3 separate regions of the Homo sapiens genome follow, and regions 1 and 2 are each linked to region 3. The links are chromatin loops, found by intact Hi-C in ENCODE. Cell type or tissue: B cell. All regions are shown on one strand.

Region 1 (8,000 bases), 48 kb before region 3:
TTTTTAAATTTCTTTTCTTGCCTTGTTACAGTGGTTGGAAATCCAGGATAATGCTGCATATAAGTGGTGAGAAAGGACATCCATGCTTGTTCCTGATTTTAGCTTAAATTTTAAAAATATTTAAAGTATGATGTTATCTTTAGGTATTCATAGATGCTCTTTATCAAATTGAGAAACTTTCTTCTATTCTTAGTATCCTAAGAGGTTTTTTTAATCGTGAACAGACATTAAATTTTGCAAATGCATTGTCTACATCTATTGAGATGATCATATAATTTCTATCATTTATTCTGTTATGCAGAATTACACTGATGGATTTAGAATGCTAAACAAGCTTGCATTCCTGAAGTAAACTCCAGTAGACTATGACATACTATCCATTTTATGAGTTGATGAATTTTATTTGTTAATAATTTCTTAAGGATTTTTGCATATACATGCATGAAGGATATTGGTTTACAATTTTCTTTTCTTATAGTATCCTTGTCAAGTTTGATGACAGGATTATGGTGGCCTCAAAGCAATAACAAAGAAATCAGAAGTGTTTCCTCTGTCTCTGTTTTCTCAAAGAGCATATATAAGATATATTATTTCTCCCTCAAGTATTTGATAGAATTCATACAGAAGTCATCTGAGTCTGAAAGTCTTTTTATGGAAAAGTTTTTAATTATAAATTCATTTTTTTAATATAGAAGGCTTTTCTGGTTTTCTATTTCATCTTATGTCAGATTTGGTCAGTTGTGTTTTTCAAAAAATTTGTTGTGAATTTATTAACATAAATTGTTCATAATACTTCCTTGTTATTATGTTAATATTCTTAGTGATGTAGAGATGCCTCCTCTTTCATTCCTCTGCTGGTAATCTGCATTTTTCTTTCTTTTTCTTGATCAATCTTGCTTGGGGTTATCAATCTTATTTATTGATCTGTTCAAAGAACTTTTGATTTGCCAATATTTCTCTATTGTCTGATTTTTAGTCTATTGATTTTTGTTCTTAATTTGATTGCTTCCTTTTTTTTACTTTGGACTTAATTTACTCCTCTTTCTCTAGCTTCTTAAGGTAGAAGCCTAAATAATTGCTTGTAGACCTTTTCCTTTTCTAATGTGAATATTTAAAACCACAAATTCCCCTCTACTCGTCCCTTTAGTCACATCCAACACATTTTAGTATGCTGAGCTTTCTTTTCTGTTTTCATCAGTTCGAAATATTTTCTAATTTTCCTGGTGATTTCTTCCTTAACCCAAGGGTTATTTGGTAGTATGTTTTAATTTCTACATATTTGGGGTTTTCCTGACGTTTCTGCTATTGACTTCTAAAACACTCTGTATGATCTCAGTCCTTTGAAATGTATTGAGACTTGTTTTATGGCCCAGCTTATTGTCTATGTTGGTGAATGTTCCATGTGCATTTGAAAAGAAGGTGTATTCTGTAGTTCTATAGTGTTCTATAAATACCTATTAGTTAAGTTAGTTGATAGTGCTTTTCAAATCCTCTATACCCTTGTAAGTATTTCAGTTGTTCTGTCAGTTACTAAAACTGCAGTGTTAAAATCTGCAACCATAATTGTGAAATTGCCTATTTGTCCCTTTATTTCTGTATGTTTTTGCTACATGTATTTTGAAGCTCTGTTATTATAGTACAAATACATTAAGAGTTTCATATCTTCTTGATGATTTGACTCTTTTATTATTATGAGTGTCCCTCTTTATTTCTGATAAAACTGCTTGTCTTTAAGTCTACTTTGTATGATATTGCTATAGTCACTCCCTCTTTCTTATGATGAATGTTTGCACAGTATCTTTTATTGATCTCTTACTTGTAAACTACCTGCAATTTTATATAAAAAGTCTGTCTCTTGTAGCCAACATAGTTGGATCTTGTTTTTGTTATTCAGTCTGATAATCTCTGCCTTTTAATATGTGTTTGCTCCATTTATATTTTATGTAATTATTGATAGACAATAGACTTGAGTTTAAGTCTACCATCTTTCTATTTGTTTAGTTTTGTCCTTTTTTCTCTTTTCCTGCCTTCTTTTGAATTAGTTTTTTTATAATTTCTTTTCATCTCTGCTTTTTGCCTGTAAATCATTGCTTTCTTTCTTGGCTCAATTTCACTTATACTTTGTTCTTCAGTGGCTAATCTGTTGCTAACCCCATCCAGTGATTTTTATGTCTTATATTGTATTTTTCAGTTCTAGAATTTCAATTTCTACTTGTTTTTATCTTTAGAGTTTCCATTTCTTTTCTAAAATATCCATCTCTTTTCCTTAAATTATTTAACATATTTAAAATAGTTGTTTTAAAGCCCATTATCTGATGATTGCAATATCTAGGTCCACTGTGGATATGTTCCTTTTTTTTTTTTTCTAGTATTGAATCCACAGTGGGAATGTGGTTTTTTGTTTTGTTTTGTTGTTTTGAGATGGGGGGGTCTGAATTTGTTCCCCATGCTGGTCTTGAACTCCTGGGTTCAAGCCATCCTCCCCCCTCAGCCTCCCGAGTAGTTGGAATAGACTATAGGCACACACCACTGCCCTCAGCATGGATATGCTCCTATTGTCTATATTTTTCTTGACCATGGGTAACATTTTCCGCCTTCTTTACATGTCTAATTAAACAAAAATTAAACTCCAAAAATTGTGTTAACAGTGGATAATGTAACATACTAATTTTTTTGCTTGGTTTTATTTATTTCCCAGAATCGCAAGCCCTTTTCTCTATCTAGGGGCTATTCAAATTTGCCTACAATTGAGTTGAACTAGTGCTGAGCTGCAGCTTTATTTAGATTGAGTTTACCTGTTGTTTGCCCAATACCCAACCAGTCTCATCTATTTTTTGTTTACCTTTGAATTCAACTCCTGCAGGAGTCCCAGGATGCAAAAACCAGAAGAATGTTGGAAAAGATGTGATTTTTATCTACCTATTAGCCTTTCCTTCACTGGTCCTTTCTCAGCAAAATTCAGAAAGGGGGAGGTTTGGGGTATTTTAAAAATGAATTTGTGTTTTTTGTGTATGTGTTTTGTGCCACTTAAGAATTTATTGCTTTTCAGCAACAAATCCATCTTTCTTTCCCCCTCTCTGTTATACTGGGGCCCAATTCTACAGACATTACTTCTTTGCCAGTTGGCTTAATGTTAGGTCCTGTCAATAGAGGGCATTGGAGACACATTGCAAGTCTGGAAGAGGAAAAAAGGACTTTTTCTTCTTCCAGTGTTGTATTTTTCTACTTGGTGGCAAGTAGATCAATAAGCAAGGGTCCTGGCAGTGTTAAACAGAGGAGGACAGTTATTTGATTTGGGAGCAAGTGCTCCCCAATATCAGTCAACTTGCCCTGTCCATTGACAAGAGTCCGAATCTTAACCTTGCAGGGGCTCCCCTCTTCCAAGTTTCTGCGTTCCTTCATCATTTACTTTTCTTTGAACTTTCAGAGTAGTTACTGATCTCTGCATTTACTACTTTAAGAGTTTTTTATATTAAAACTTCCCTATTCCAATTGCCAATGTGGTTTATGTCTTCTGACTGAACCAGAGGGTCCTTCAGATTCCAGTCCCTTCTAGTAGCACATGCTGTTATGTAAAGCCCAACCGATTTCTCCTTGTAAATTCTCTGTCTATGGTAAGCCCACTCTTCCATTGCAGACCCAGGTCACACTCTCACTGTTCTCCAGACAGCACTATCTTTATACACACGATTCCCAACTCCTGTAATCCCTTCCCCACCTCCCTTTTCTGGCTAGGTACATACGAAGTCATCCTCCCAGATGGCTCAGAGGGCGTCTCCTTGGCGAGACTCCAGTCCTCCACCCACCTATGCCTGCCTACCTGCCCCCCACCCCAGGTATGGAACCTATAACTCTGCTAATCCTACAATGAGCTCATTTCTCTCCAGAATAGAGTCCATCGAGATTTTTTTGTGTCCATTACTTTTCACTAGTCTCATAGAAAAGTATGGTTTTAATTTCTCCAGGTTTTTCCCAAGTCCAAATGTCTTTCACATCCTTCTACATCCTAACTGGAAGCAGAAGCTTCTAGGTATTCTTACATATGCAAAGTTCCTGGAAGGATATGTTGCTGACAGGGCGTATGACTGAGAAATGTGGAATGGGGGTTAGCACATGGAGGGTGGAGACAGAAATTCTGACTTTTGACTACAGTCTTCATTATTCATTTCTTTTTTTTTTTCCTGAGACCGAGCCTTGCTCTGTCACCCACGCTGGATCTCGGCTCACCACAACCTCCGCCTCCCAGGTTCAAGTGATTCTCCCGCCTCAGCCTCCCGAGTAGCTGGGATTACAGACACCCGCTACCACACCTGGCTAATTTTTTTTTTTTTGTATTTTTAGTAGAGACAGGGTTTCACCATGTTAGCCAGGATGGTCTCGATCTCCTAGCCTCATGATCTGCCCGCCTCTGTCTCCCAAAGTGCTGGGATTACAGGCGTGAGCCACTGCACCCGGCCTATTCATTTCTTTACTCAACAAATATTTCTCAAGTGCCTCCTACGTGCCAGTGTTCTGAGCACTGAGGATACAGTACGAGCAACAACAAAAAGTCACTGTTCTCACGGAACTTATATTCGTGAGAGACAGACAATAAACAACCAAATGATATGCAGCAAGTCAGGTGATGATAAATATTACAAGAATAAATTAGATTAAGGGGGATAGAGCATGATGGCAGTGAGCATGTTATTTGACATTGATGGTCCAGTCTCACTAAGGTATGTTTGAGCAGAGACTTCAAGGAACTTAAAGCTATGGGCATATGGGAGTGAAAAACATTCCAGGCAGAGAAAACAGCAAGTGCAAAAGTCCTGTGGTGGACAGTTCAAAGACAGTCAGGAGCCCAGGGTATTGGGTGCAGAGTGACAGAGGGAAGGCGGGGTAGGAAATGGTGTGGGAGAGAGGTGGGGGCAGAGCATAGAGTGTCTTTCAGGCCACTTAAGAGCATTGGCTCGAGGGAGGGAGGGAGGAAGGAAGGAAGGAAGGAAGGAAGGAAGGAAGGAAGGAAGGAAGGAAGGAAGGAAAGAAAATTGGAAAGGCTCCTCCTCTCCCTCTCCCTCCTCTCCCTCTCCCTCCCCCTCCTCTCCCTCTCCCTCCTCTCCCTCTCCCTCTCCCCCTCCCTCTCCCTCTCCCCACGGTCTCCCTCTCCCTCTCTTTCCACGGTCTCCCCCTGATGCCGAGCCAAAGCTGGACTGTACTGCTGCCATCTCGGCTCACTGCAACCTCCCTGCCTGATTCTCCTGCCTCAGCCTGCCGAGTGCCTGCGATTGCAGTCGCGCGCCGCCACGCCTGACTGGTTTTCGTATTTTTTTGGTGGAGACGGGTTTTCGCTGTGTTGGCCGGGCTGGTCTCCAGCTCCTAACCGCGAGTGATCCGCCAGCCTCGGCCTCCCGAGGTGCCGGGATGGCAGACGGAGTCGCGTTCACTCAGTGCTCAATGGTGCCCAGGCTGGAGTGCAGTGGCGTGATCTCGGCTCGCTACAACTTCCACCTCCCAGCTGCCTGCCTTGGCCCAGCAAAGTGCCGAGATTGCGCCTTTGCCCGGCCGCCACCCCATCTGGGAAGTGAGGAGCGTCTCTGCCTGGCCGCCCATCGTCTGAGATGTGGGGAGCGCCTCTGCCCGGCCGCCCTGTCTGAGAAGTGAGGAGACCCTCTGCCTGGCAACCGCCCCATCTGTGAAGTGAGGAGCCCCTCCGCCCGGCAGCCACTTTGTCTGGGAAGTGAGGAGCGTCTCCGCCCGGCAGCCACCCCGTCTGGGAGGGAGGTGGGGGTCAGCCCCTCGCCCGGCCAGCCGCCCCATCCGGGAGGGAGGTGGGGGGGTCAGCCCCCCGCCCGGCCAGCCGCCCGGTCCGGGAGGTGAGGGGCGCCTCTGCCCGGCCGCCCCTACTGGGAAGTGAGGAGCCCCTCTGCCCGGCCACCACCCCGTCTGGGAGGTGTACTCAACAGCTCATTGAGAACGGGCCATGATGACAATGGCGGTTTTGTGGAATAGAAACGGGGGAAAGGTGGGGAAAAGATTGAGAAATCGGATGGTTGCCATGTCTGTGTAGAAAGAGGTAGACATGGGAGACTTTTCATTTTGTTCTGTACTAAGAAAAATTCTTCTGCCTTGGGATCCTGTTGATCTGTGACCTTACCCCCAACCCTGTGCTCTCTGAAACATGTGCTGTGTCCACTCAGGGTTGAATGGATTAAGGGTGGTGCAAGATGTGCTTTGTCAAACAGATGCTTGAAGGCAGCATGCTGGTTAAGAGTCATCACCACTCCCTAATCTCAAGTACCCAGGGACACAAACACTGCGGAAGGCCGCAGGGTCCTCTGCCTAGGAAAACCAGAGACCTTTGTTCACTTGTTTATCTGCTGACCCTCCCTCCACTATTGTCCTGTGACCCTGCCAAATCCCCCTCTGCGAGAAACACCCAAGAATGATCAATAACAAAAAAAAAAAGAAAAAGAAAAAAAAAAAAAAAGAGCATTGGCTCTTTTTCTGAGCAAGATGTGGAGTCACTGGGCATTTCTGAGCTGAGCAGAAATGTGATCTGACTCATTTAAAAAGGCTCACTCTGGCTGCTAGTTGGAGAGCACAGCTTTGTGAATTCTGTACTAATTTGCTAATTTACATTTTAAACATGAAACGTGTGTGTGTGTGCACAACTTGTACAACTCAAAAATATAATTAAAGAAAAAGGTCTGCTACAAAATAAGCCCTGGCAGGATGCCCATAGTTACTGGAGGCCAGGCCCCAAGGCCAGGCCCCCTTGGGAAGGCAAGATGGGATCCAGGTCTCCATTCTCAATTTTAATTTCAGCCTTTCAGATGCAGGGTGCCCAAAGGAGAGTCTGGAGGGGCCAGGAGAGAATGTGGGCCAGAATCAAATTGCAATATGTTGCAATTTGCATTCCAAGTATATCTAATTTTCAGAATCAAAACACAATATTTTATACCTATGTGTATATATGTACAGACACACACACCTATTTAATTTTTAAATATGGCTTAGCTCTCCAAACATCTTCTCCTAGCAGCAGAGAATATTATCCAGTTGTCCCTTTTTAAAAATCTCTGGAAAGGATAAAGTGTGGCAGCCAGAGCTGGGCTCACACCTGTAAACCCAGCACAACTGGGAAGCCAAGGCGGAAGGATTGCTTGAGCCTAGGAGTTTGAGACCAGCCTGGGCAACATAGTGAGACTCTACAAAAATTAAAAAATTAGCCAGGCGTGATGGTGTGCCCCTGTGGTCCCAGCTGCTTGGGAGGCTGAGGCAGGAGGATCTCTCGAGGCCTGGAGCTCAAGGCTGCAATGAGCTGTGTTCGCACCACTGTACTCCAGCTTGAGCAACAGAGTGAGACCCTGTCTCAAAACTAAACAAATAAAGTGGCAGCCAGACCCCAAATGAGGGCTTTACACAGTCAGTCAACTCAGCTCATCCTCACAATAAGCCTGTGCTGGAGGCATTCCTACCTATTTTGCAGGTGAGGAAAAAATGGCTATAGGAAGCAAAAAGAGGGATCAGTAGGCTTGAGGCAGGAAGTGAGTACTGGAGAGTTAGGGGTGTGGAGCAGGCATGGGGTGGCTGTCAAGGGTGGTGCCATCAAAACCATATGGCCCCCAAATCTGAAATGTTCTCTATTTGGCCCTTTATAGAAAATGTTTGCTAACCCCTCTACTACACCATCAGCTCCATGAAGGCTAGGATCACACCCTACTTATCTTTTATTCTAAGACAGTGCCTAAAATACAGGGATAACAAAGTCTAAATGAATAAATGAGAAAACATCAGATATCATCTTTTTTAGTGGCATGCTTATTCTCACTAATTGTGAGGAGGACTGAGATTGTGGCCTTTTGAAAGCATCACGTCCTTCCATTTTCATACCCCCATTTAAATGAAAGTGAAGGATGGCAGCCACTGCTGAAATACTTAATACACCTGAAATCCTGACACTGGCCTGATTTTATGGGCCCTGGTGTTTCTGTTACATGAAAGCTGTCAAACTACAC
Region 2 (8,000 bases), 170 kb before region 3:
CAAAAAACACCATTTTTTTTTTTTAAGGAAAGGGTCTCAGGCTGCCCAGGCTGCACTCCTTGCTATGGAACTATAGGCAATGTCTCGTGTGTCTGGACTCTCCTTCTAGGTTCTGCTGACCTTGTCTGTGTCTCCTGTTATTCCTGTTCCATACCAAGTAGCATTTTCTTGGGTTTTTGTTTTTTTTTTTTGTACCTATTCCCTGTTTCAGTGCATGTACAGGAAGAGTTGTCTCATCAGGTGCCACTAAGGAAAACTTTCTCCATCAAGCTGCCTGCTGTGCACGTTGCCTGGGCTTTGCCTACCCCTGGTGCTGCATCTGCCTGTGTTCTGTCTTCTGGTTCTGCTGTGCTGTGGGGGAGGGGACGCTTGTACTCCTCTCCTTTTGGCAGGAAGAGTCACTTCCACATTGAGGTCAGAATTGAAAATGGATTTCCCCGTTGGGCAGAGGGATGGAGGCCTGCACTTCCTGTGTAGTGTAATTAATCGCTGCCCCTTCCCTGCCTGCAGCCGTCCAGGCTCAGGGCCGGCCCTGATTAACCATTTCCTGCCCAACGTTGTGAAGGCTACGAAAGACCTGTGTGAGCTTTCGCATCCTTCCTTCCTACAAGTTCGCTATTAATCTCTTGTAGGCCATCCCTCAGGTTAGGGAGCTCTCTGTGCTGGGCTCGTTTCTGCTGTGTGGGGAGAACTCAGTGCCCAAGAGGCTCCATGGAGCAGAAAAGCCTGAGTCCAGAGGAAGAGGGGCAGGAGCTGAGGAAGCGAGGACGGCAGGGCCCTGCTTACGGAGCAAATTTAGTCCATCTTTCTCACTCCCTTCCCATGCCCATGGCTATGTCATCTCAAATGGACAGGGCTCAAAAGAAGGCTTCTCTTCGCCCTTCTAGCTGCCTGATTTTCATGTCATCTGAAGGTACAGTGAGTAAAGAACATGACCTCAGAGATGACATTTGGAAGCCTTTAGGTTGGTTTGAATTCCTGCAACTTCGGAGCCGTCCCTTTCTCACATGTGCATAAGCCATGACATTTGAGAGCTGGAAAGGACAGGATTGTTCGTATTGTTCAATGCCCTCATTTTTGCACATGTGGGAAGTGAGGTATAGAGAAAGGCGGAGTGACTTGTCTAGTGGCAGTTAGCTCGTGAGTAGCAGGATCAAGATGGGAACCCGGGTCTTCATGAACTCTCCGAATGCTTCTTTCAGCAGTTACTTTGGAATTAGAACCGATTAAAGTGTTTGCTGCCTTGATGTGGGGTGTGAGTTGTGTTCCACAGACACAGAGCTCGGTGGATTAATGGTGTGCTGGAACGTGTTTAACTGTGGGCTCTCTGAGGGGAAAAAGCGTGATTATCCATAAGTACGTAAGTTTATTATACATTTTGCTGTTATGAAAGATGTGGAACATGCAATTTATAATAACGATAAAATATATAACACTCTTTGTTATAAATTCCATAGAACCAATAGATTCTCACAGCATGGTCTTGTTGATTTTTGTTGAATTCTTGTAACTACCTGGTTGCAATTGCTGAATGAGTGTAGTTCTGATATAAATGTTGAATGATATTTTCTTGTATGTTAATGTATTAGACAAAAGTGAAACCACGAAGACATAGGTTGAAACCTCACTCATTCATCAACGACATGAGTGACTTCTTTTCTAAATCAAATACTGGGAGAATATTTCCTCAAATTTTCATGTTATTCACAATGTAACAGCCACAGACACAGACGTGGCACTCTTTTGAGTTTAATCTTCATTATGAACATTCCCCATCACTTTAAGTCTAGACAAGCAACAAAACAATAAATCAAGACCTGATTCCCAGCACTTGCCAATTTACATCCATGGTGTAAATATTCTCACCATGACAGATTTCAAGCTAACACTGTGATGTCACAGAACTCAATTAGAAAGACATGTGTAGCCACACATTCTTATATAATTTTCTACTATGCAGATATAATAGATGTAAATAACCTCAAGAGAATAGATGATAATATAATGTAGTAAAATAATGGAAACGATATGTTCTTAGCATTTATTACCTTTTCTTTTAATATAACTTATTTAAGTGTGTATAATTTAACTTTTAATAATGTCTATACTTAACAGCTTCTCAGAAAATTTCTGAAAATTTAGAATCAGCTCTTGTGAGCTGATAGAAGCAACCTCCAGCGTGTCACTAGCAGAAGATCAATGGGATGGTGCTTAGCCTGGCTTTACTCTTCTCAGTGTATACCCAAGGCCACTAGACTGAGGAGGCCAGGACGATGGCTATTTGGGTAAGAAGGCATGGGCCGAACTCATGCTGAGGGATGGGGTAAATTTAAGAACAAGAATTAGATCCCATGTACTAGGTAACTAAAGATATTTCGGGGTGCAGTTTCCAAATACTATAGAAAATAGTTTTAAATATCAGACTGTCAAGAAAATGGAAAGGAAACAAGGGGAGAAGAAGAAAGAGAAATAAGAAGGAGAAAACCTGATTAAATAGTAAACGCTTTTTACTAAAAACATAATTTGCTGACACAGAACTTAGGCCTGCTTTTGCGGAAGCTGCCTGACCCATCGCTCCTGCAGCCTCCCACAGGCGCGCACTGTGGTGGACATGGGGCGGGGCCCCTTGGGTATTCCCTGTTTGAGGACCTGACCTCTTACTTCTTTGGAAGGAGAGGATGAGATTACCAGAGCTTTGGATCCATTTTTGGATCAAATGAAAACCGCAGGCTAATCCTTAATGCGTCCCTCTCCTCTTACAGATGCTGGCCTCACCCCAGGGGCGGGGCATCAGATGCCTCACAGTCCCAGCCCGAGGGGGAGGCCGAAAGTCACATGCTGCCCCTGAGGTCTGGGACGGCCTCTCCTTCCCCCTCAGCCGAACTCAGTGCCCTGGGGAACCCATTTTTCCTGACTCAGCTCCAGTACCACCTCCTTTGTGAAGCTGCCTAGTCTTTTTCTGTTGCTGTAACTGCATACCTGAGACTAGGTAATTTATAAAGCTAAAAAAAAAAATTATTTCTGACAGTTCTGGAGGCTGGGAAGTCCAAGGTCTAGGAGCACATTTGGTGAGGGCCTTCTTGCTGATGGGGCCTCTCTGCAGAGTCCTGAGGCGACCCAGGGCATCACATGGAGAGGGGCCTCATCAGAGAGAGCCAATTTGGCCTTTTGTAACAGACTGGCTCTTGCGATAACTGACCTACTCCTGTGATGACCATTAGTCCATTCATGAGGGCAGAGCGCTCACCACCCAATCAGCTCTCAAAGGCCACACCTCACAGTGCTGTTATATTGGGGCATGAATTTCAACATGAGTTTTGAGGAGACAAACATTGGAATGGTAGCAGAAGAGATGATGCCCCCAGGCAGTCACCCACTCTCTCCTCCTTTCCCTCACAGCATTTGTAAGTTACTGGACCTTTTTATTCACTTGTCTATCTTCTCAACAAGACTGTGGGCTCTTCAAGAGAAAAGACCTCTTGTCAGTGCCTGGTGCATAATAGGTCTCAATAGATCTTAGGCCCTGCATCACTTTAATGATTCTCAAATACGTGTGCATAAGAATTACTTGAAGAATGGGTTAAATTGCAGATCCCCAGACCTCAGATTAGTGATCTTATAATCTGCATCTTTTAATAAGACTGTGTGATTCTGAGGCATTCATGTTCACAAACCACACTTCGAGAAATACAAATTTGTTCAAACATTTTATAGGTGGGGAAACAGAGGGCTGGAGATTAATTAACAGAGGGCTGCTTTCAGACTCTTGACTACTCAATGTAATGGGAGATCCTGGTGCTTTCAGATAGAACTATCTTAAATTTTTATTAATCTAATTAAGCTCATCACAGTCACAGTGATGATCATTGTTTGGAATATTAACAATGCCTTGAACGAAAATCATTGAATACCACATTTTAAAATAATAACAAGGCTTAACATGGTGGCTCACACCTGTAATCCTAGCACTTTGGGAGGCTGAGGTGGGCAGATCCCTTGAGGTCAAGAGTTTAAGACCAAGCTGGACAACATGGTGAAACCCCATCTCTACAAAAAATACAAAAATTAGCTGGGCACGGTGTCTCACATCTGTAATCCTAGCTGTCGGGAGGCTAAGGTGGGAGGATCACTTGAGCCTGGGAGGCGGAGGTTGCAGTGAGCCGAGATTGTGCCACTGCACTCCAGCCTGGATGATAGAGCTGGGTCTTGTCTCAAAAATTTTTTTTAATTAAAAAAAAAAATAGTAACAAGACTCTCTACTATTTAGTTAGATCCCTTTTCTCAAAGCGTAGGCATGCAGACACGGGGCACCCTCTCCCTCTGCTGCCATTAGTGTCTCCTTAGAATTTGAATTGTTTTTCCACTGACAACAGAACAAGTCCCTAGGGTGATTTATGCCTCCAAGGTGTCATTTGCCTCAATGGCTGTCCCCAGAGGCTGTTTGCCACAAGCTCTATTTCCAGCAGGGTGTCCTCTGACCCCTCTGACACCCACACTTTATGGTGGCAGATATAGGGCCCCAAAGTAGAACAATGTTCAGGCATCTGGCTCATGCCCGCTTTTATGAGCAAAACCTTATTTCACCTGCCAGTCTTTTGGTGAGCATTGTGTGTGCTGGTTCCTGCCTTGGGCAGCAGGTGCCACCTAGAGGGCCCTGTGACTGCCACCGTGGCTTGGCAGGGGCTGGGCAGCCTGGGTCCTGAGGAAACTCAGCGGACATCCACTGAGGGTCACACAGGCCCCTAAGCAGCCCTGACACTAAGCCACCCTGAAGCCCTGGGCGTCCGAGGAGGGGGCTGTCGGGGAACCCGGGAAGAACAATAGGAGGTGGGCCTGGTTCCTAGCACTCAGCCACCTTGCTTGACGTAATTCTGAGAGGAAATGGGCAAGAACTCTGTTTGTCGGCCACAAGGTGTCAGCAGCGGGCTGGCCAGGGGATGGCTCTGCGAGCAGGCCCAGGAGGAGCCGCAGCACGCTGAGAGGGTGTTGCTGGTTGCTCTTTGAAGTTCCTAGTTTGCAGAGACTGCTTTTCTTATTAGTGGGGGCCTGATGATTACGATACCAAAAGACCCCTCTCTGCCTTGCCTGCGGACCAGCCACATGCCTCTCTCTGCTTTCAGTTGGGTAAAATTGCCGCCGCCGGACACCTCAACCAAGCCTGAACTGCAGCTTGAAGAGCTGGATGCAGGTGGAGATTTGGGGATAACACCACACAAAGCAATGATGTAGGAGGTGTATGAAGACGGAGTAGTTCAGGACACTCCTTTTTAAAAAATTGGATATGAGTTCTGGCTTGCCTGCGCGCTAGGTGTGAATTTGAAGTCTGGGTTTGCATCCCCATCTGTAAAATAGCATGTTTCCCATCTTTCAAACGACGATATCCACAGGCTTCTTATGTGGGTCAAATGAGATCAGGTAATTTGCAAACTATGAGGTACTATACACACGTGGGTGCGATTGTTGGGGCTTATCTTTTGGCCCAAGCTGTGTCCTAGAGCTTCCTTCTGACTAGAGGAACAGACACTGAAGCACAAACGGATGGCTGACTCTTCCGAGCGGGTCATGTGCAGTCTCCGTGTGAGCTGCCAGCCATCAAGTTCCGATCCAGCCTGATAGAGTCATCTTCCAACTAGATTCTTCCTGGATGCCTTTGCATGGCTCGTGTCCAACTGGAAAGCTGGCAGTGGATGCTCGCTCTTCCCTCTTCACTGAGCCCGCTTTTCCATACTGGAAGAAGATGAAACACACATTTCAGAATGTAAGTTTTTCCTGCCGGACACTATCCCCCCTGGAGTGATGGAGAAAAATATTAGATGAAGTCAGGGGATAACTGAGTAACATACTGATTTATAAACTCATGGAATCAAATGAAAGTGTTTTTTCCACTGGTGGGGTTATTTATTATGTCCTGGCTGGACAGATCCCAGAGAGGAAGAGGCTTTGGTCCCTGAGCAATAGAAGTAGCAGGAACCAATTTTCTCCATTGCTCTGCTTTAAAAAAAAAAAAAAATAGAACTCACCTGGCTTTGAAATTCATCCCACTCATCACCTTTGGAGTGAGTGGGGACTAAGGCACAGGCCCCATCATGCTGGGATGTTGGCAAAGAAGAGATGAGGCTGCTGCTACTGGTCATTGCTCTGTGGAGCTTTTCATGTGGCCTGTTTCTTGGTGGAAATAAACTACCTGGAAAGTATATTATGAAAAACTCTGATGGGATTTTGATTGTAATTTTACTGTTTATATTAATTTGTGGAAAAGTGTCATCTTTGTGATATAAAGTTTTTCCATCCATGAACATGGTGTATCTTTCCGTTTATTCGATTTCTTTTTTGTGTGTTTCAAAGAAACCTTTTAAGTTTCTGTGTAAAGGCTTTGGGCATCTTATGTTCAATTAATTTCTAGATAAATTATAAGCTTTTTCATGCTATTGTAATGGAATCTTTAAAAATACATTTTGTTATTGTTGCTGTTATGTAGGTAAATATTTGTGTGTGTGTGTGTGTGTGTGTGTGTGTGTGTGTTGATAGAAATTGACTGAAGCCTTATCAGTTCTAATGGTTTGTTTATTGTTTTGGATTTTCTGTGTAAACAATGATATTGAATAATGCACATTTCAGCTTTTCCTTTTTAATCCTGATATATTTTGTTTCTTTTTGTTTTGTTACACTGTCAGTTAGCATCTTGAGGTCATCCTACTTGTCCTGACTTCAAGGGAAATTTTTTGGCATAAATGTTTTATTTTTAAATAATTTTAAATTTATTTTAAGAACTTGCAAAGATAGTACATAGAGTTGCCATAGACCCCTCACCCAGTGTCCTCCATTGTTAACAATTATAGAACATGGTACCCATGTCAAAACTAAGAAACCAAAACTGATGTATCAATATTCACTAAACTCTAGAGTTTATTCAGATTTCACTAGTTCTTCCGCTAATGTTCCTTTTCTGCCCCAGGATCCCATCTAGGATATCCCATTCTGTTTAGTCATCATATCTTCTTAGTCTCCCCTGGTCTATGACAGTTTTTCCTTCTTTCTTTTTCATGACCTTGACACTTTTGAGGCATATTGGTTAGGTATTTTATGGAATGTTTCTCAATTTTGAGTTTGCCTGATGTTTTTCTCATGAATAGAATGTGTTTATGGTTTTTTGGGAATAATATCAGAGCAGTGTCCTTCTTATCATGTTGTATCCAAGAGTACATGCTGTCAACATGAAGCATCACTGGTGAAGTTAGCCTTAGTCACCCGACTAAGGCAATGTTTGCCAGAGTTTTCCATAGGAAAGTTACCTCCCCTATGCCCTTTCCATTCACAATTGCAACCCATCCTTAAGTGGGAGAAGGGGGAAAGGGGAGAGGGATTGTATTAGTCTGTTCTCACGCTGCTACGAAGAAATACCCAAGACTGGGTAATTTATAAAGAAAAGAGGTTTAATGGACTTGCAGTTCTGCATGACTGGGGAGGCCTCAGGAAACTTACAATCACATGGCAGAAGGCACCTTTTCACAGGGTGGCAGGATGGAGTGAGTGCTGAGCAAAGGGGGAAAAGCCCCTTATAAAACCATCAGATCTCGTGAGAACTCACTTACTCTCACAAGAACAGCATGGGGGTAATCACTCCCATGATTCAATTACCTCCACTGCATCCCTCCCGCTACACTTGGGGATTATGGAAACTTCAATTCAAAATGAGATTTGGGTGGGGACACGGCCAAACCATATCGGTGAGGATTAAGTTTCACCTCCTAGAGGATGGAGTATGTTCATATGCTGTATTATCTGGAATCCTTCTGTAAGAAAGACTTGTCTTTCCTATTTATCTGTCCATTTGCTTATTCAATCAGTTATTTATATCAGTATGGACTCATGTATTTTCTTATACTCTGGCTTATAGTATGTTATTTATTTTCTTGCTCAAATTCTTCCAGTTTGGGCATTGGAGCTCTTTCAGGTTGGCTCTGGTGTCCCTTTGACATGCCCCTATACTTTTATTTTTT
Region 3 (8,000 bases):
GGCGACAGAGCTAGAAAACAAAAAAAAAATCTCATCCCCAACATAGTAACACAAAGGAGTTCACATCAGCAAAAAGGATCATCTGAAATTAGGCTTAGAGGTCAAACAGTCTGTCCTAATGCAGTGGGACCCAGAGGCCCCGACCACCAGTTAACATCACTGGAGCCTAGAGACGCTCCGGGGCCCGGCACTAGGAGGAGATGGCATCTACTGTTAGCTTGTTTTCACCTTGGCCTTAGCAGCTACTGGAAAGGTGACGGTTCTCCGGAAATTACAGAATGATTGCCTGGATTCTTTTTTCTTTTCAAACGAATGGAGGAAAAGGGATTTTCTCACTTGCTTGAGAGATTTCCTGTTACTAATTAGAACATTACAATCTTAAGAGGATGATAGGTGACCCAAGTCTGAATTTGAAACTCTTCAGGGACAACGCTCCTTCAGAAAGGAATGGGCAAGGGTGTTCTTTGGAATCCTCAGATTTCAATTGTGTATGACAGAACACAGGGTTACATTAGGGTTTTATGAGCAAGAGGATACAGTGTGGAGACACAGGGCTTTATGAGACCCAAATTACTATGAACATTTACTACACGTGGTATTACATTTTTACCTCGTATCTTCCAGATGCTGGGCCCTTGTTTCTTTCCTCGACAAATGCCTGGCTCCCCATTGAACTCAGGTGCCACACGTGTTGGGCAAATCTGTGGGGAATGTTCCAGTGAAGGTCCTGTCCCCACCTGCAGTGACAGGAGACAAGTGGGCCTCTGATGTGGGGAGAGAAGGGCGCTCCCTGAGTGAGCCTCCTGCCAGCAGCCCGGAGCCGGCCTCAGACTCCACTCTCCCAGGAGGCCAGCACTCCCCAAGTTCTAGGACCTTCCTGGCCAAAGCCTTAGCCTAGCAGCCTGTCCACTGAGGAACTGACTGGATCCTGAAAAAGGTCCTTGTCAAGCACCAATGAACTCCTCCTCCATTCATCAGGGTTTCCTTGGTGTTAAGGGTTGAACTGTATCCACCCCAAAAAATATATGTTGGAATCCTAACACCTAGCACTTCAGAAAGTGACCTGATTTGGAAATAGGGTCTTTACAGAGGTAAACAAGTTAAAGGGAGATCATTAGGTGGGCTCCGATCCAGTGTGACTGGTGTCCTCATAAAAAGGACCAACTTGTCACAGAGATGGGCACGCATAGAGGGAAGAGGAAGTGCAAAGACACAGGGAGACGAGAACCATCCCAGAGCCAAGAAGAGTCTGGAACAGATCCTTCCCTCACCAGCCTCAGACCGAGCCAACCCTGCTGACACCTTGAGTGTGGACTTCTGCCTCCAGAACAGTGAGACAATCAAGCTCTGTTGTCCAAGCCCCCTTGATTGTGGCATTTGTTACATCAGCCCTAGCAGATGAATACACTTGGCCTCCTCTCCTCTGAGACCCAGGCAGGTCAGGGCCAAGGGGGAGCTCATCTGCATCTGAGCCACCCATCTTTGGAGTGAGGGCAATGAACTCAAGCAGGGCCAGGCAGTGTTATTAGGAATATTATAGGTGGCTGGGTTCCTTAGGATGGATTGAGACCCTTGGTCCAAAATCTAAATGTAATAGAAACATATTACATGTTTGTTGTGTGTGTGCATGTGTGTGTGTCCCATAGGATAGTGGGTGTGAAATGGTTACCCAGGAGTTAAGGTCCCCAGGAGGGTCTTGTCTTGAACAAGGTCTTGTTCAGGGTGGTGTACAGGTGGTACCTGTATCATGACGTCCCTATGTCTACCCCACAGAATCATTCCTATTCAGTGTGGACCCCCGTCAAAAAGTAAATCCCTGCCAAAAATAGCAAAATATACATTTGCCCATAAAGAGAAATTAATATAAATATATTCAGCTCCTCTGAAGAAAATTTTCTATAGACATGAAGGGCAGCAGCTTTAGCTACGTGCCATGACTTAAATGATCAGTCACTTCTTTTAAAAATCTGTTAAGAAAGCTAACTTTTTAAAAAAGTTGTGGGGTAGGGGGCAGGCATGGTGGCTCATGCCTGTAATTCCAGCACTTTGGGAGGCCCTGGTAGGAAGATTGCTTGAGCCCAGGAGTTCAAGACCAGCCTGGGCAACATAGTGAGACTCTGTCTCTAGAAAAAAAAATTAAAATTAGCTGGGCATGGTAATGCACACCTGTGGTCCCAGCTACTCCGGAGGCTGAAGTGGAAGGATTGCTTAAGCTGGGGAGGTAGAGGCTGCAGTGAGCTGTGTTGGTGCCACTGCACTCCAGCCTGGGTGACAGAGTGAGACCCTGTCTAAAAAAAATAAAAATAAAAAAAGTCACAGACAAGGTTGTACTTGATCTTACCTGAAACAAAACAGAGAGAAGTAGGATTTTTAAAAAGCTAGCTGGGTTTTTATAAATGGAATTATATAGATAGATTTTCAAAAGACCAAATAGAAATAAGTATCTTGCATAGTGAGGGCTTCCCACATGTTTTTATTTCTCCTCAAGCTTCCCCCTCCCTCCCTGCACCTAAATCCGTTCCCGGCTAGAGTTGCTAGAAGAAAAATACAGGACACCTAGTCAAATTTGCATTTCAAGAAAAACAAGGAAAGCTTTTTCAAAGTGTAAGTACATCCCAAATACTTCATGGGACATGTTTATACTAAAAATTCATTTGTTGTTTATCTGAAATGCAAATTTAACTGGGCATCTTTTTTGGGGTGTGCTGGATCTGGAGACCCTCTTTCTGCCAGAACGCACGGGCTGTGTGAGGGGCGTCCTACTGAGGGTCGGGCTTGATGGCCCGGGTCGGTTATATCTGTCCCCCGGCTAGGAGAGGCTCTGAGGCAATAACTGCAGCTGTTCCCCTCCCCCAGGACGGGGGTCGGGGGTCGGGCCTTGGGGAGCCCCCTTAGGAGGCAAGGCGCTAGAAACTAGAGAAGCGACAGGGACCCTTTTTTTGCGTCTGAGTCCAAGGAGAAACAGCTGGGTCTAAGGGAGACGGTCGGGACTCTGGGTCTGACTCAACGAATGCCGGAGGCCACCCTGAGCTCCAGAGTGGTGGAGTCCGGGACGTGGCTGCGAGGGGTCTGTGGGAGCCGGGGGCACGGCAGCGTCGCTCCAGCCCCACTGGCCGGCCCGGGACTCCAAGAAGAGGCAGCGGATCTCCCAGTCCCTGACCAGCCTGGCCGGGCCCCGGTCGGCCACCTCGCGCCCCCTGGTGGCCACAGAGGGAGAAGCCGCCCGCTCATTTCTCCTGCTGCCGCTGGAATCCGGACTCCGGGGGCTGAGCGCCTGGACCGGAAGGAGGAAGGGAACACGGCAGAGTCCTCGGGGGAGCTAGGGCTTCGTGGGGCAGGAAGAAGACAGTGGCCGTTTCCACCGAAGACACCACGTGCAGTGTCTTCACAGGCAAAGCAATCCCAGCTGTGAATCCCACGGAGCACCTACCTGCTCACCAAATTCTGGTGGCAGAACGAAGCCTCCGGTTGACGTCCCCAGGGGAGATCCCCCGTCGCTCCTGAGAACACCTTTGCCGACTCCCCTCTGCAGGCATTAGGCCATTGGGGAACTGAATGCTTTCCTGGCCCCACCAGTTAGCCACCTTGTGTGATACGGAAATCTCATCTTTTCAAATATAAGACTTGTCAAGCTGTAGGAAAAATACATGTGAACATCCTCCTCACTCAGCAGTAACATCCTCAGGCTCTTGCAGCTAACCCAAAATGAAAAGATCGAGGTCTGAAGACTTGGTTTACATTATTCACACAATGATTTCATCCTCTTTCCCCTTCCCTCAAGGCTGTGGGAATGTTCTCTAAGAGGTGGAAGAATCCAGACTCAGGTGTTCTGAGTGAAAATCAAGGGCAAGGGTTGTGCTTACGCCCCACGCGGCTCTTCCCCCACCCCGCCCGTCCCCCAGCAAGTTAAGGGCAGAGTGGTCAGAGCCAACGCTGTATTCAAGATGGCTAATTTTATTGGTCAGTTTGGCCAGACCAAGGTACCCAGATACTTGGTCAAACATTGATCTGGATGTTGCTGTGAATGTATTTTTCAGATAAGAATAACATTTAAGGTGGGGCCGAGGCAGGAGGATTACTTGAGTCCAGGAATTCAAGACCAGCCTGGGCAACATATGAGACTGTCTCCACAAAAAATTTTAAAAATTAGCCAGGCATGGTGGCTCCACCTGTGGTTCCAAACTATTAACTGCTTGAGCCCGGGAGGTCGAGGCTGCAGTGAGCCGAGATTACACCACTGCCAGCCTGGGCGACAGAGTGAAACCCAATCTTCAAAGAGAGAGAGAAAGAGACATTTAAACCAGTAGATTGGGTAAATTACCCTCCATAATGTGGGTGGGTCTCACCCAATCAGTTAAAGGTCCTTTCCTTTTAAGAAAGGAGAAAGCTCGACCTTCCTGAGGAAGAGGGAATTCCGCCTCCAGGAGGCCTTTGGTTTTGAGACTGCAGCATCAGTTCTTCCCTGGGTCTCCAGCTTGCTGATCTACCCTTGAGATTTAGGACTCAATCTCCACAATCACATGAGCCAGTGCCTTAAAAAATCAATCAATCTGTCTCTACTGATAGAAAGATCTATTATCTATCTATAGAGAGAGGGACATCTATATGTCTATATGGATAGATTATCCATCTAGAGAAATAGAGGGAGATTTATTAATAGGAGATATATATACATCCGTGTGTGTGTGTTTATCTGTCAATCTCCTGTCGGTTCGATTTATCTGGAGAGCCCTGACTGAAGGTCCTTAGGGCCTTGGCATCAGCTCAGCCCAGGACCATTCCCCTCACCCACTCCAGAGCATGGCTCTAGCAATCCCTATCTCCTGCCTTATCACCTTCCCTTTCCAGTGGGTGATTTCCTTCTGCAGAAAACAACTGTTGTTTCTCTCATTCTTGAAAATCTTGACCCCACTTCTCTTCCAGCTACTACTAGTTTTTGTTTTGTTTTTTGTCCTGTCTGCAACAAAATTCCTCTAAAAAGTCTGTACTTTCTCCAAGTTCTCTCCTCCAATTCTCTGTCATTTTATTGTGAAATATAGCACACACAGAGAAAAAGGGCAAAACCAGAAACATACAGTTTGATGATTTCTCCAAAACCCTTACAACCGCCAACCAGATCAAGAAATAGCACATTGGCAAGAGTTCAGAAGCCTTCCTCATGCCCCCTCCCAGTGTCCACCCCATCTGCCCCTAAGGGTAAACACCATCCTGACCTTCATGATAATCAGTTCCTTGATTTATTTTTTTTGTACCATCTAGGCATGCATCCCCAAACGCTGTACTTCATTGTTACCCATTTTTTGATCTTCAGATAATGAAATAACACAAGGAGTCATCTGTAAAATTTACCCATGTCAACATGTATAACTGCATTTCATTTGTTTTTGTTAAATTGTAGAATCTTTTTGTTGTTGTTGTTGCTGTTGTTGTTGTTTTGTTTTGAGACGGAGTCTCGCTCTGTCACCCAGGCTGGAGTGCAATGGCACGATCTTGGCTCACTGCAACCTCCGCCTCCCGGGTTCAAGCGATTTTTCCTGCCTCAGCCTCCCGAGTAGCTGGGACTACAGGCCCCCGCCACCAGGCCCGGCTAATTTTTGTATTTTTAGTAGAGATGGGGTTTCACCATGTTGGCCAGGCTGGTCTCGAACTCCTGACTTTGTGATCCACCCCCCACCCCCACCCCACCCCCTTGGCTTCCCAAAGTGCTGGGATTACAGGCATCAGCCACCATGCCCGGCCAGTACTTTGTGGAATCTTAATGCATTATTTATCCACTGCTGCATAATGTATTACCCCAAAACATAGCAGCTTTAGACTAACGTTTATTATTTCACATACGTTCTGAAAGTCAGGAATCTGAGAGTGGCTTAGCTGGGTGCTCTGGCCCAGGGTCCTCTCATGCAGTTGCAGCAAAGCTGCTGCCTGAGGCTGTCGTCTCTGAAGACTTAACTGGGGCTAAAGGAGCCTCTTCCAAACTCACTCCCAAGCCTGTTGACAGACTTGGGTTCCTCACTACTTGGGCCTCTCCATAGGGCTGCTCATGACATAGATTCCCCAGAGCAAATAAGCCAAGAGACAGAGTGTGAGTGACAGAGCTCCCAAGATGGAAGCTGTAATGTCACGTTGCCTGTCACGTGGCACAGCATCACTGCTGCCCACAAGCCACTGGTCACGTAGGAGAACCCTGGCCCACATGGGAGGGAACCACATGAAGATGTGAGCACCAGGAGGCAGGAATCATCTGAAAGGCTGCCTACCACAACCCTTGGATAAACACAGAAAAATGTACCCATTCTTTTAGTGGTAAACATTTAGGCTGTTTCTAGTTTAGGGCTATTGTGATAGAGCTTCTGTGAACATTCTTGTTCATGTCTATTGGTGCATACGTGCACGCATTTCTTTCGGGTAAATATCTAGAAGTGTAACTAACGGCAAACTGTTTTACAAAGTGATCCACAAATGTACACACCCTCCAGGAATATATGAGATTTCCAGTTGTTACATGTTCTCAATTCCACTTGATATGGTCCATCCCTTTAACTTCAGCCATTCTGGTGAGCTTGAATTAATAGCTCATCGTGGCTTCAATTTGCGTGTCCCTGATGGATAAAGAGCTTGAACAGCTTTTCATGTATTTCTTGGCCATTAGGATATGCTGTCTTGGGACATGCAGTAGACGTGGAGCTAGGGCGTTCAAGTCTTCCTTCCAGCAAGGACTTGCAGCCCAGCTGTGGGGAGTGTGGTTTGCAGACGGTCACCAGCTCCTTCAGGTTCTGCCCGAACAGCAGAGAACCACCTTGTCCAAGGTCATGCTCTTCCTGAGTATGACTGAGTGTTGAATGAGCAAGGGAAGGCCAAAGCACAGCCGTTCAGCCTGAATGGGGCGGATTGATAAGCAATTCCACTCCCAAGCCCCACCAGGTTGGCCCAAGCTGTGCTAGGCTACATCGCAGTTCAACTCCTTTCTCTGCTCCATCCTGCTTCTTCCCTCTTTGTTCACAATAAACATCTTGATTCCTAATAAACATCTTGCACCGCAAACTCCTTTCCAGGGTCTGCTTCTGAAGAAATCCATCTGCGGTGTGAAGTGCCTTTTTGAAAAAAAGGCCTATTGCCCGTCTTCCTGTGGGGTTGTCTAGTTTTTTTCTTACCAATTTGCTGCTTTTTGTTTAGTGTGGATACAAGTCCTTTGTCAATTACATGTGTGGCAAATATCTTCTCTCACTATGTGTCTTGCCTTGTTAATTTCTTTATTGTGTCTTTGAAGAACAAAAGGTCTTCATTTAGATGTAATTCAATTTATCAATTTATTTCTTTTCTATATACGTTCTTTGTATCCTGTTTAAGAAATATTTTCCTATCCTAAGGTTATGAATGTATTCTCCTATATTATATTCTAAAAGCTTTTATTGTTTTGCCTTTCAGATTTACATTTATACACCACCTGGAATTAATTGTTTCATAAGGCGTGAGGCTGGGACCATGTAACATTTTTTTCCCAATTGGATATGCTATTGCCCCAGCACTATATTTCGAAAATGCCTTCTTTCCCCATGGTGCTGTAATGCCAACTCGTCCCGTACATCAAGTGTGAGTCTGCCCACATATGTGGGTCTGTTTCTGGATTTCCATTCTATATCATTGGCCTATCTGTTTTTGTCCCAATACCACACAGTCCAATACCCATTGGTTTTTTTCCCCAATTTTTAAAAGTGTGGTAAAATACACACAACATAAAATTCACCATCTTAACTGGGTTTAAGAGTACAGTTCAGGCCTGGCGCGGTGGCTCACGCCTGTAATCCCAGCACTTTGGGAGGCCGAGGCGGGCAGATCACTTGACGTCAGGAGTTCAAGACCAGCCTGGCCAACATGATGAAACCCCATCTCTACTAAAAATACAAGAATTAGCCAAGTATGGTGGTGCGTGCCTGTAATCCCAGCTACTTGGGAGGCTGAGGCAGGAGAATCACTTGAACTTGGGAGGCAGAGGTTGCAGT

What was found. A loop is a pair of places that touch in the nucleus more often than their neighbours do. Peaks named below come from ENCODE experiments on the same cell type or tissue, not always from the same donor. Only the 100,000 strongest peaks of a DNase experiment are listed, where the experiment ranks them.
Region 1: a loop joins it to region 3, with 2.1 times the contacts of the local background. A loop is called at or near these places in 23 of 110 quality-filtered maps.
Region 2: it touches region 3 in a loop (30-fold over the local background); 91 of 110 quality-filtered maps call a loop at or near these places.

The regions. Positions count from the first base shown.
Region 1 is chr6:107,797,614-107,805,613 of GRCh38, forward strand. All of the region lies in intron 1 of SCML4 (Scm polycomb group protein like 4), which reads right to left. Among named protein-coding and RNA genes, the nearest start is that of SCML4, 23 kb to the right of the region's middle. In B cell, a CTCF peak has its summit at 3,170; no DNase peak of the experiment used is centred here.
Region 2 is chr6:107,670,604-107,678,603 of GRCh38, forward strand. It overlaps LOC124901367 (a long non-coding RNA gene), which reads left to right and starts at 4,268. Exons shown (of 2, transcript XR_007059694.1): 1 at 4,268-5,758. RefSeq lists enhancers at 268-327, 2,726-3,225, 4,123-4,704, 4,705-5,285, 4,819-5,018. In B cell, CTCF peaks have their summits at 4,877 (motif pointing right) and 5,079; DNase peaks (open chromatin) are centred at 388 and 4,878; H3K4me3 peaks cover 1,134 bases; H3K27ac peaks cover 1,139 bases.
Region 3 is chr6:107,845,212-107,853,211 of GRCh38, forward strand. It overlaps a transcript of SCML4 not described here. Among named protein-coding and RNA genes, the nearest start is that of SCML4, 25 kb to the left of the region's middle. RefSeq lists silencers at 2,974-3,268, 3,040-3,139. In B cell, CTCF peaks have their summits at 3,216 (motif pointing left) and 3,419; a DNase peak (open chromatin) is centred at 3,190; H3K4me3 peaks cover 1,253 bases; H3K27ac peaks cover 656 bases; H3K27me3 peaks cover 948 bases.